2 separate regions of the Homo sapiens genome follow, and region 1 is linked to region 2. A link is an interaction called in ENCODE POLR2A ChIA-PET data of the cell type or tissue named here. Cell type or tissue: HepG2. All regions are shown on one strand. Each heading gives the region's core, and the rest is flanking DNA. Links, peaks and the distances in the headings are about the cores only. Region 1 overlaps USP2 (ubiquitin specific peptidase 2). Region 2 holds the start of LOC124902773 (a long non-coding RNA gene).

Region 1 (5,366 bases), core at 234-5,233, 820 kb after region 2:
GCGGGTGGACAGATGGACAGGCAAGCATATGGGCAGAAGGGCTGGATGCTGTGTCTCCTCCATTACCTTATGTACCCCTCCCTACTCCTAGGACAAATACATTTTGAAAACAACAGCATGCCACAGCAAGAAATACTGCTTGGAGGGCTGATCCAGACAAATGCAGCAGGGGTTCAGGAATAGGGGCAGGACCTTGAAGCTTGCATAACTAAAGGTCTTGAGAGAGCAACTTTGATAATATGACTTAGGGAGTCTTGGCTTTGTTGTGCCATCTGTGAAGTGGCACAGGAGATAGAAACGCTGGTGCCTCCCAGAACATTCAGAACTTGACAAGGCAGGGCTGGATCCACTGTAGAAAGGAGTGGAGAAGAGAGATGTGTCACAACAGAGCTGGCATGGTGGGGAAGTATCAGCTCTCAGGGTGCTGCGTGCTGGGCTTGGAGTGGAGCAGGACTCACTTGGACTCGGCTGGTGCTGTTCAACCCCAGGGCAATTAGAATATGGCTCTCCTCGGAGGGGCTCGGGTCCTAGAAGCCTCTGCGGGGCTCCCTCCCCTTGCTCAGAAGAGAAGGGTTGTTTCATGGTCAGCAGTGCTCCTTAAAGTGGGGTCTGCAGACTGCCTGTGTCAGAGTCACTGCAGGGCTTAACGATTCATCCAAACCCACTGAAGCAAACTCTCTCGGGATGGGGCCTGGGAAGCTGCTCTTTCCACAAGCTCTTTGGGTGATCTCTAGGCATGCTGAGATGGAAAACCTCAGCGCAGACTAAACTACAGACCCACCCTCAGCCCCAATCATGACAGCAGTATTCCCCTTTACTGGGGATCAGATTCCACTGGGAATCTGCCTCCTCCCCACACAGGCATGGCCCAACCCTCCTGGGAGTCTGCCGCCCTCCAACTCTCCAGAAGGGACAACCCTGGCTCCTCCCCCCGGCTCCAGGGCCAAGGTGAAGGGAATTTTGAGAGAGGACCTCAAAGAAGTGGCAGATTGCCCTGGGACAAACTCAGCCACCCTCATCCAGAAGCAACTCATAAGGCACTTTAGCCGGGAATGCCCTGCAGTTGAGCTAGTGTTTCATTCTGAGCTCATGCCCCAGAAGATACTGCCAACCAGCAGAGGCCTCTCCAGGGTCAATAGTACAAGACCTTTATTTAACCTCACCCTGATCTCTCCACCCCTTATCGTCATTTCCTGGAGCAGAGTGCGTCTTGCTGAGGTGAGAACAACCCTGCTCGTGCGGCCTGGACCACTTCTTTCTAAAACTGGGTCCAGTTTCTTTCTAGATCTCCATCTGGGGATCTTGCCTTCTGAGGCACTCATTTGTGGTGCTCAGCTTACTAGCAGCGTGACCTCAGATAGGTCCCTTAGCTTCTGAACTTGTGTCCTCCTCTGTAAGATGAGTGATCATAGTTCCCACTTCACAGATTACTTGAGGAATGAAAAGATAATGTATGTGAAAGTGCCTGGCATGTTGCTTAGTAAATGTTAGTCCTCGTTGTTGTACCCTTCTGGTGCTTTGGCAGGCAAGAGATGTGTGCGAGCAACAGTCCCTGCCTTCAGTGCCTTCACAATTCACTTAGGGAAATAAGTTTGTTTTGTTTTGTTTTTTTGGAGATGGAGTCTCGCTCTGTCTCACTCAGGTTGGAGTGCAGTGGTGCGATCTCGGCTCACTACAACCTCCACCTCCCAGGTTCAAGTGATTCTCCTGTGTCAGCCTCCCAAGTAGCTAGGACTACAGGCGTGTACCACCACACCAGGCTAATTTTGTATTTTTAGTAGAGACGGGGTTTCACCATGTTGGCCAGGCTGGTCTTGAACTGACCTCAGGTGATCCACCCGCCTCGGCCTCCCAAAGCGCTGAGATTACAGGTGTGAGCCACCACGCCTGGCCAAGAAGAAGTTCTTAAATAGGTACAATGGGAGGCAGCCCTGGGTGTTCTTGAGTGTCACAGGTGGACGGAAAGGGAGAGGTCATCTGAGGCTGGGACGGGCTGCTCGTGACCAGTGGAAGGAACAGTTGGCCTCTCTAACCTTGGACACCTATCAGCTGGGCTGTATTTCCTAGACTATAAAAGGGAACAATCACGCCCGCCCTGCCCACCTCTCAAGCATGCCATGAGGCTCAAAGCAAATAATGAAGGTGGAGGAATGTGAAATCAATAAAATGCTGCAGAAGAGGTCATTTAAACTTAAGGGGGGAAAAGAGATCATAGAAAGGGGGCGTTTGGCAGCTGACTAGAGTAGGAAGCCCCCTCCCCACCAACCCCGTGGGAGAAACAGAGGTAAAAAAAAGTACATCCTGTGTCCCAGGGGATTCTCAGGATAGCTGACTGGAGCTACAGCTGGCATTCATTAAGGGAGGTCAACAGCAGGCTGTGACCAGGGAGAACAGTTCTAGCCAGACTTCTTTCCCTCATTAACAGTAATAGGCAACACGAACTTTGAATATCACAGACTCAGCTGAGCATGAGCACAGAGCTGGCGGGGGGCAGGGGCGGGTGGCAGGGGGCGCCACATAAATTCAGAATTATCCCCTCCCCATGCTTGTGTAAGCACCAACAAAATGCCAGGCCAGGGGGGCGCAGCTCAGCACTTGTATAATGAGGGCCTCCCCTGAGACTTCACCTTCTGCTTAAAATGCAGAGAGGAGGAACAGTGATGGTGGAAAAAAAGTGTTCACTAACCCAAGTGGGGACTCCAAGCCAGCTCAGGTGGCTCAGCCCTGCAGAGACCCAGGAGCCCCAGTCCCAACCCTGTCATCTCCCTACTCTGCCCCACTTCTCCTGTTCCCGGGGTCTATGGAAGGACGAGCTGTTCCCATTGAGCCCTGCCAGGGCTGCGCTTTAACCCCTACAATCCTTCCTAATCCCCCTCAGCTCCACCCCTCCAGCTGCTCCTCCCTAGCCCTGGCATTCTGCCCGCTGGCCTCTGCCCAGCCCTTGCCCCACCCTGCCCAGGCCACCCTCTCCTCTCCCCAAGAAGATCCAGGGGTTGGCCCAGGGCCCTCCAGAGCACAGTCAGCAAGCTGGGCACCTGCAACTCGGAGGCAGAGCCAGGGCTGAGGCTCAGAGTCTGGCCCAGCCTATTCTCACCCACCCAGTCTCTTCCACACCCTTGCCCTCCGCTCTAGGACCTGTTTCTAGGAGCAAAAGGTCTGGGAAACTGAATACCTGGGTCCTATTTGCCACTGGGGCTGCTGACTCATCTTCCGAAGCCTTGGGTTCCAGCTGTTCAGTGACAGGGAGATTATATAAGCTGAGGTCATGTGATTTTTCCCTGGGGTGGGACTTTGGACTTGAATGCTGCCCTGCAGTGAGCGGAGGTTACTCCAAAGAGAACAAATTGCGGATAGCAGGGGCTGTCCTGGAGCTCCTAGGTGAGAAGTACAACTCGCCTCTCGTCCCTCATGTTCTCGCTCCGTTCACGCAGCCACACTGGCCTGTATCCCTGCTGCCTTGTTTGTCTAGCTTGGCAGCCTGAGATCCTGGGGTCTGTCCTTACCTACTCCCACCCCGGGATCACTAAGCCACCCTAAGGAGGTTGAACTTCCTGAGGTCATGAATCTGTGTTGGCAGCATGAGAAGGTCACTAAAGGACCTTAAGCCAGAGGGGCCCCTTGGCCAGGAGCTGTACTAGCTGCTGCGAAGGAAAGGGCAGTGGGTTTGCGGTTTGTGACTAGAATCAGCAAGACACTGATGTCTCCATCCCTTGCAGACCGGCTGTGGGCTGTATCCTGGCCGTTAGCCTTGGTACTGCCTTATCCAGGCTCAATTTCTCAATCGGTGCCCAGCACCATCCTCCCGCCTCCTCCTCCACCCCCACTCCAGGATGTCTTCATGAGTTAATGTGGTGCTGGGGTGGGGCTCAGCAATGCAGAAGTTAATCCAAGCCTGGCAAAATGTTCCTTGCCCCTGGGGGAGCCGCTCCACTGACCACCAGCTGCAGAAATGAACATCATGTTCAGAGCCCAAAGCTGCACACGTGGCCCCTTGTACTCTCTCACCTCAATACGTACATAAAACTAGCGCCCCAGACGGAGACACATGCAAAAGAAGGAGGTGTGTGGGCCTCTGGAATCCAGCTGGTTCAGGCCAGACTGCCTGGGCTCAAAGGTGCACAGAGCTTTTGGCCTCTTGGGGTCCACGTCATGCAGGGAAGCAGACCTTCCTACAGAGAGTGGGGAGGATGGGCTGACCCTCTCTCCCCAAGGTGCACTGTGGGGCAAAAGCCCAACCCCTAACAAGGACTCAGAGCCCCTACCTTTTCATCCATCAATCAATCAGGCCACCGGTCTGTCCATTTGCGGTGGTAATCGCAGGCACATGCTGGGAGCCAGGCTTTAAGACATCTGCCTTAGCCCCAGCAGTGTCACCAAACCCTGGCCTAAGCTGCCCACGCAGATCTGAGAGAAGCAGAATACTCTCAGTCCCCGCCCTCATAGAGCTAGCCCTAACTTTCATTTATATCACTCCATCTCATGCCAGGAAGGATTTAAGGTGACAAAAATTACTTATCCTATAGGGAAGCAGGCCAAGCCCAGGTTCTGAGGAACGGCAGTCAGGATGCAGGAATGAGCCCAGCTCAGTTTAGCTTTGTGTATTTGAAGCACAGAGAGTCACTGAGCCAGAGCCAGATTCAGATGCCAGAAGCCTCTATCCTTTGTATCCATCCCACTCCGAGAATGGCAGTGAAGAGAAAGGGTCTCACAGAGACCTGGCTGGCCGAGAGATGAGCCAAGGTCCTTTGTGGCCGTGTCCTGCAGCAGTCGGACCTGCTTGACTAGACTGGACTCTGTGTGAATTCTTTCCCCCAACCCCAGACTTCTCAAAGTGCTCCCACGCTAAAGCTTTCTGCATCTGGCCCTCCCTGCTCCTGGCAACCCCTCTAACCTCCTAAATCCCAGGGAAGAGGGAGAGCAAGCTGGCAGAACACCCAGATGTCCTGGGTGGGAGTGCTTACATCACTGTGTCTAAGTCATGGGGAAACAGGCCAAATGCTATAGTGGGTGAGCACCTCTTGGGCAGGTCCCCCCAAGCCCAGCAGCACATGTGTTCAACATGCAAAAGCAGACTCACACCCCACCCTCTGAGGCTTAGTGTGACTCCCAGGATTCCTAGCAGAGCCTGGTCTGGCCCTCTTTAGAGACAAGATCAACACCATTTATTAAGAACCCACCAAGAGAACCCACAACCCTGCCCTTGAGGAGGTTTCAGTGTGCTGGCAAAACCAAGACAAGCCACACACAAGACCATTTATAGGACTCTTTGAAACACTTATAAAGCAAAGATAAACATATTAAGATAGATTAACACCATGCAAACTGAATGCGCATAGACTGACGATATGCAGTAATGGAGAGTTTAG
Region 2 (5,366 bases), core at 266-5,265:
TCCCGCCATACCCCTGTGCTATGCATGTTAAATAACATCCGTTTACCTCTTTTTTCTATTGATCTGCTTTTTGTCAGCTCACTTTCTGCAAACCTTCAGAGGGTGAAGGGGGAAGCTTTCCTTCTTTGCCCCTACACTGGCAACTGGGACTTCACTTTCCAGCTGCTAGCTGGGGCCTTAGAGAGGACCCCACAACTGGAAGCCATCACAGCTCTTCCCCCACCCTGCTGGCCTGTGGGGGATGCTGTTGCCTCTTCAGCTCCCCTCTGACTGTGGTCCCTCTGTTTCGAAGCCCTAGCCTCAAGCCTCATCCCCACTCTCTTTCCTACTACCAAGAGCAGACACCAAAATATTTCTGCGTTTCCTCTGGAAAAATCCTGGGAGGTCTGTTTATGGCTGTAGCAAAGCGGCACACATCTGTGCACAGTTGAGCTGGGACAGCTGGAAACTCAGGCACTGGAGTTTGCTGGAATTCGGAGCACGTTGGTGTACACAGTGCCTGCCCCCCACCTACCCACCCAACGTGCCTCCCCATCTCTGCACGAGTGTCCCACCAGAGTCAGTTCTTGCTTCTATGAATAACCCTTCCCTGGCCCCTGCACAAACACACCCACATACGCAGACACACTCCTGCACACAGCCGATTTCAGTAGGACACACAGAGACAGAGAAAGGGACACGTGGCACACAGATATGCCAGCACATTCTGAGAACAAACTCAAGCATGGTTCCTCAGGTCTAGAGGCCCACAGACACACACAGGCACCCTCCCGCTTCACCAGGGCACACCCTTGACCTGTCACCCACCAGTAACACCTACATACACCAGCAGACACGCAGGACAACGCATGCTGACTCGGCACACCCACATATAAACATGCAACCCACACAGAAGGTGTGATTCACCTCCAGCCACGTACAGAAACCCACTCCCAGCCAGTCGGGGCCCGCCACCTAACCTCAGGCGAGGACTACCCTCCCCTGGGAGACCTGGGGACTCCTGAGCCTGGGAATGTCCCTGTTCTTTCCCATTGCCTGCCCTGTCCCTGACCCTGGCTCCCCTCTCAACTCTACCATGTGCTGTCTCTGTCAGGCAGGCCAGGGAACCTGAGTTCCCCCAGTCCTGACCTGCCTCTTCCTTCCCTTCTGTTCCTGTACCCCACATCTTTCCAGAGGCCTAGAAAGCTCTAGGGCTAATTATCTCATGGCCCTCCCTGCTGCCAGGAACTCCTCTGCCCAGTGGCTGACACCCCTTCTGCCTCCCTCAATCCTTCAGGGCTGCTCTTGGATCTGAAGTCTCTTCTTCCTCAGCCCCAGGCCCCCCAGATTCCCACAAGGCTCCCTGATGGGGAAAGAAATGTACTCTTCAGGACAGATTGGGGAGGAGCAGGCAGATGAAGGGAGACAGGAAGAAGGGGAGAGAGAAAGTGGAAAGAAACAAAATGAACAGATATTTCCTAAGGCCTAGGAAGGAAGGAGGGGCAGATTGAGTGCAGCTGTAGGATGCCCAGGGTAGCAGGTGTCTGTGGGGAGCAGGGACAGAGCTGGGCCACCTCAGACCCCCTTGCTTTGCTGGGCACCCATTTTAAGGGCTTACTTGGCCCACATGAGGACAAGGCCTCTCTAGCAATTTATCCCAAACTCCTGATCTTCTCAGGCCAGACCGGGATTCTCCAGGGCTCTTGGAGTGGGGAGTTCTAGGCCTCCTCTTTAGCCCCCTCCATCCATAATTTCCAACCTCACAAGCCTTCCCAATCCCCCTTGGGGCTCTTCCTCTGGATAGGAGCCCAGTCTGCATGCAGCCCCTGCCTCCTCTCAGCCCTTCCCACCCCCCACTTCTTTCCAAGCTGGAACATCACAGCTATTCTCAGCTTTCTGTCCATATTCTGTGGACAATCATGGAATTTTTTAACCCAATCTTGGGTTAGGAACACCCTCCAAACTCTACTGGAAGCCTCAAAGCACTTTCCTTCATATTTATGAGATCTGAGGCAGGTTTCTTTAAGTCTTTGCAACTTGGTTTCCTCAATGTAACATGGAAACACCCAGCTACTAGCACGGCTGTGAGCTTGGTCTCTGCAGAGCACCCAGCCCAGGGCGTGATGTTTAGCAGGGGGCCCTTGATAAATTTAAATTCCCTTCTCCTTCCCCCACTTTTCCCTTTTACTTTGCTACACACTATTTAAGCCAGGAGAGATCAAACTGACCCCATTGCCCTGGGACAAAGGAATGATGGCCTCAATTCAAGAGCAAAGTACAGGAGTTTTTGATTAACTCATAAACACTCCCGACTTCCAGCAGCCCAGCTGCTGTGGTGTGGGGTGGGGAAGGGAGGGGAGGGGAGGTTGTTGAGGGGACATGCAGGAAAGAGATTAGGAAATTCAGAACAGGAGGACACAAGGGCAGGGGAATGCTGAGGCCAAGGCCTTCTCCCACCACCTGCCTCCTGCGGGAGTGATTCCACAGTGCAGAGGGAGAGCCATTTGGAGGTCCGGCACCCGCTCTGCCCATGCCTATGCTTCAGGCTCTGTGAGAAGGCTGGACTCCTTCTGGAACTTCAGGACCTTGGATGCTCCCCTCCTCTGCTCCTGCCTCCCTTCCCCCAGCCCTGGGGTGTGTCAGATGTGTGTTTTCTCCTGGACTCAGCTGAAGCAAGGTCAGCCCAGCTTTCAAGGGGAGGAGCTTCCACACTCTAGGTCAGTGCTCCCGCGGACCAGGGACTTGACCAGAGAGCAGAGAGCATAGGGTGGGGTGTGGGGTGGGAGGACAGAGCACAGGGAGCCCTGGGCTCCCTCCAGAATCTCAGAGGTGCTCACATCCAGAGGGTCTCCCAGGAATCACGGAGCCCCCCCTCTGCCTCCATGCCAAAGGGATCCCAACTCATCCCAGGAAGAAGCCCAAATCTTTGTGCCATGGGGACCAAACATTCCACATGGTGGCTGTCCTCATGGTTTGCATGGTCATTCTGATTTCTAACCCGAATCTTTCCCGCATCGCTAATGGATCCTGTAGGTTCCAAGGAGTTAGTCATGATATCAAGTAAGCAGTTTGTTTCCCCTGAGGATGAGCCAAATTTTGGGAAGATTCTCAGCTGCCTGTCTCCACCCTCCTTCATCCAACTTACCACCCCGACCCTGTCCTCCTCCCCACCCGGACACGTGGGAAAATGCCCTGTTAGCCCTTCCAGTCATGTGAATGAGGCCACGATTCAAAGGCAGTGGGCAAGAAGGAGGCCACAGGGAGCAGCCAGAAAGAACCAGCCCTTTGTGCTAGACAGGGGTCCTTGGGGGATGAGTGCATTTTTGGCGTATTTAGAAATATTTATTTTTTATAATGAGCAGCAGAGGAGGAAAGGGGAGGGAGGGAGAGGCAGAGAGGCCAAGGCAGGACTTGGGAAAAGAGGCTGGAGCAGTGGTGAGGGCTGGGAAGGGAGGTTACAAGAGCGAAAGGAGAAACAGACAGGAGCCAAAGGGTAAGAAGTGGGGACAGAGAGGGAGAAGCAGGACGGTTCTGAAGACAGATGGAGATAGTGACGACACAGGTGCCTGCCACCATGCCCAGCTAATTTTTGTATTTTTAATAGAGACAGGGTTTCACCATGTTGGCCAGGCTGGTCTCAAAATCCTGACCTCAGGTGATCCTTCTGCCTCAGCCTCCCAAAGTGCTGAGATTATAGGCATGAGCCACCATGCCCGGCTGTCATTCTGATTTCTAACCTAAATCTTTTCGGCATATCTCATAGCCAGAGTTCTGGCTGGCGGCCTAGGAAACACCTCTCCTCCTCAGTCATTTGTAGAGTAGATATCAGTGATAGCTCTCCGGAGCCCCCATCCTCTCCCGGCCTGTTTTCCACTTGGCATGCTGTGTGGTGAGCCCTCCATTCACAGGCTTGTTTCCCCCAGGCACTGCCTTTACTGGCCTCAGAAAGCCTGACACCTGGCCCTGGCTGGAATACTCAGGTCCGTGTATTTACAAACATGGTTAGAGCATCAGCTCCGTGCCTGGAGTGTGCAAGGACCTGGGGAACCAGATATAGTCCCTCTCTCATGGAGCTGACCTAGCTGGGGAAATGGATGAGCGAATCAATGATTATACTGCATGATGATGGGGATGATGGCAGGGGCCATGGAACACAGTGGGGCTCTAGAGTGAAGGGTCTGGGGAGGTGGGGCGCGGGGTGGCAAATCCAGGAGGGCCTCTTGGAGGACATGGGGACATACTGAGTCCTGAAGAAAGGGAGATCTCATCTCTATCAAATTCTAGTGGGTTCAGGCTTGCTAGTCTCCTTTCCCCAGTCTTGCCACCCATTTTTGGGAAAAATAACAATAATTCATCAATCATTAATTCATCAGAAAAATACTTATTGCCTATGTAACATGCCAGGCATTGTGCTAGTGTCTAGAAATTCAACGATGATGAAGACCTAGTCACTGCCTCCCTGAAGCTCCCAGCCAAGTGAGAGAGCTGACAAGCAGGCAAGCAGTGAGCCCCTGGAGACCATGTGGAGTCTGTGCCAGGGCTCTCGGAGTGCACAGAACCCCTGTGAGCAACCAGCCTTCTCACTTGACACTCCTTCCCTGAACCCAAGGAAGAGGAGCCATCCTTGCCATTTGACAGAGGCTGCTGGCTTGCCCAAGGTTCTAGGGCAAGTACCTAGGGGACCCGCCACCTCTCCTCAGTTCTCAGACTCGAAGCCCCTGCTCTTGTGTCCTCCTAGCCTGGTCTTGCAGGAGAAAGAGGCTGAATGAAGGTGGGCTTGTCGCCTGGGTGCTGACTGCTCATGAGCAGGCTCCTGGGTGACCCTGCAGAAAGTTGGAACAGTGTCCTTCCTCTCAGGCTGCAGGTCAAAGATCTGGTTCCTTTGCTTCTCTGGCTTCTCCCAGTAGGTGGGGCTGTGGGAAAGGCTGGGAAGGTCAAGGGCCTCTGGAGTACTCTAGGCCCCTGGGCTTAGCCTGGCAGAATGGTTCTCCTCTACTTCCTACCTTCTCCCTCCTCCTGCCACATCCTCCCCAGCCTCCTTACCTTCCTCCTCCTCCTCCTCCTCATCTTTCCTGTGTCGTCCTCTTCTCCTTCCTCATTACTTCTCTTTCTCCAGTTTTCCTCCTCTTCCTCCTCTCCCCTTCCCTTCCTTTCCATTTTCTCCCCCACCTCCCCTCTTCCCTCCTCCTCTTTCTCCTTTTCTCCTTCGAACTAATTGCTTAAGGGGTGAAGACCAGGTCGACTTGTGAAAACCCTGATCCATCGCCATGGTGATGCTCATTCAAACTGAGTTCAAAGGAAATTGTTCCAGTTAAAACTAACAAGCTGGAGCCGAGGGCCCCAGGAAGGACCAGTGCCAGGAGGAGCAAGCCCTGCACCCAGAAAAC

The links. ChIA-PET counts read pairs that join two places held together with the same protein. Peaks named below come from ENCODE experiments on the same cell type or tissue, not always from the same donor. Only the 100,000 strongest peaks of a DNase experiment are listed, where the experiment ranks them.
Region 1: POLR2A ChIA-PET joins it to region 2 with 7 read pairs; 1 of 35 experiments calls an interaction of 5 or more read pairs at or near these places.

What each region holds. Positions count from the first base shown.
Region 1 is chr11:119,366,424-119,371,789 of GRCh38, reverse strand. The region is part of intron 2 of USP2 (ubiquitin specific peptidase 2); the gene reads left to right. Among named protein-coding and RNA genes, the nearest start is that of USP2, 13 kb to the left of the region's middle. RefSeq lists a cis regulatory region at 3,286-3,299 and enhancers at 2,419-3,349, 3,221-3,365. In HepG2, for the core only: no CTCF peak of the experiment used is centred there; DNase peaks (open chromatin) are centred at 1,139, 2,079 and 3,259; H3K4me3 peaks cover 800 bases.
Region 2 is chr11:120,182,540-120,187,905 of GRCh38, reverse strand. It overlaps LOC124902773 (a long non-coding RNA gene), which reads left to right and starts at 2,308. Exons shown (of 2, transcript XR_007062923.1): 1 at 2,308-2,656. LOC105369530 (a long non-coding RNA gene) reads right to left here and starts at 1,713. Exons shown (of 3, transcript XR_948101.2): 1 at 1-1,713. In HepG2, for the core only: a CTCF peak has its summit at 4,884 (motif pointing right); DNase peaks (open chromatin) are centred at 1,015, 2,335, 2,645 and 4,885; H3K4me3 peaks cover 1,725 bases.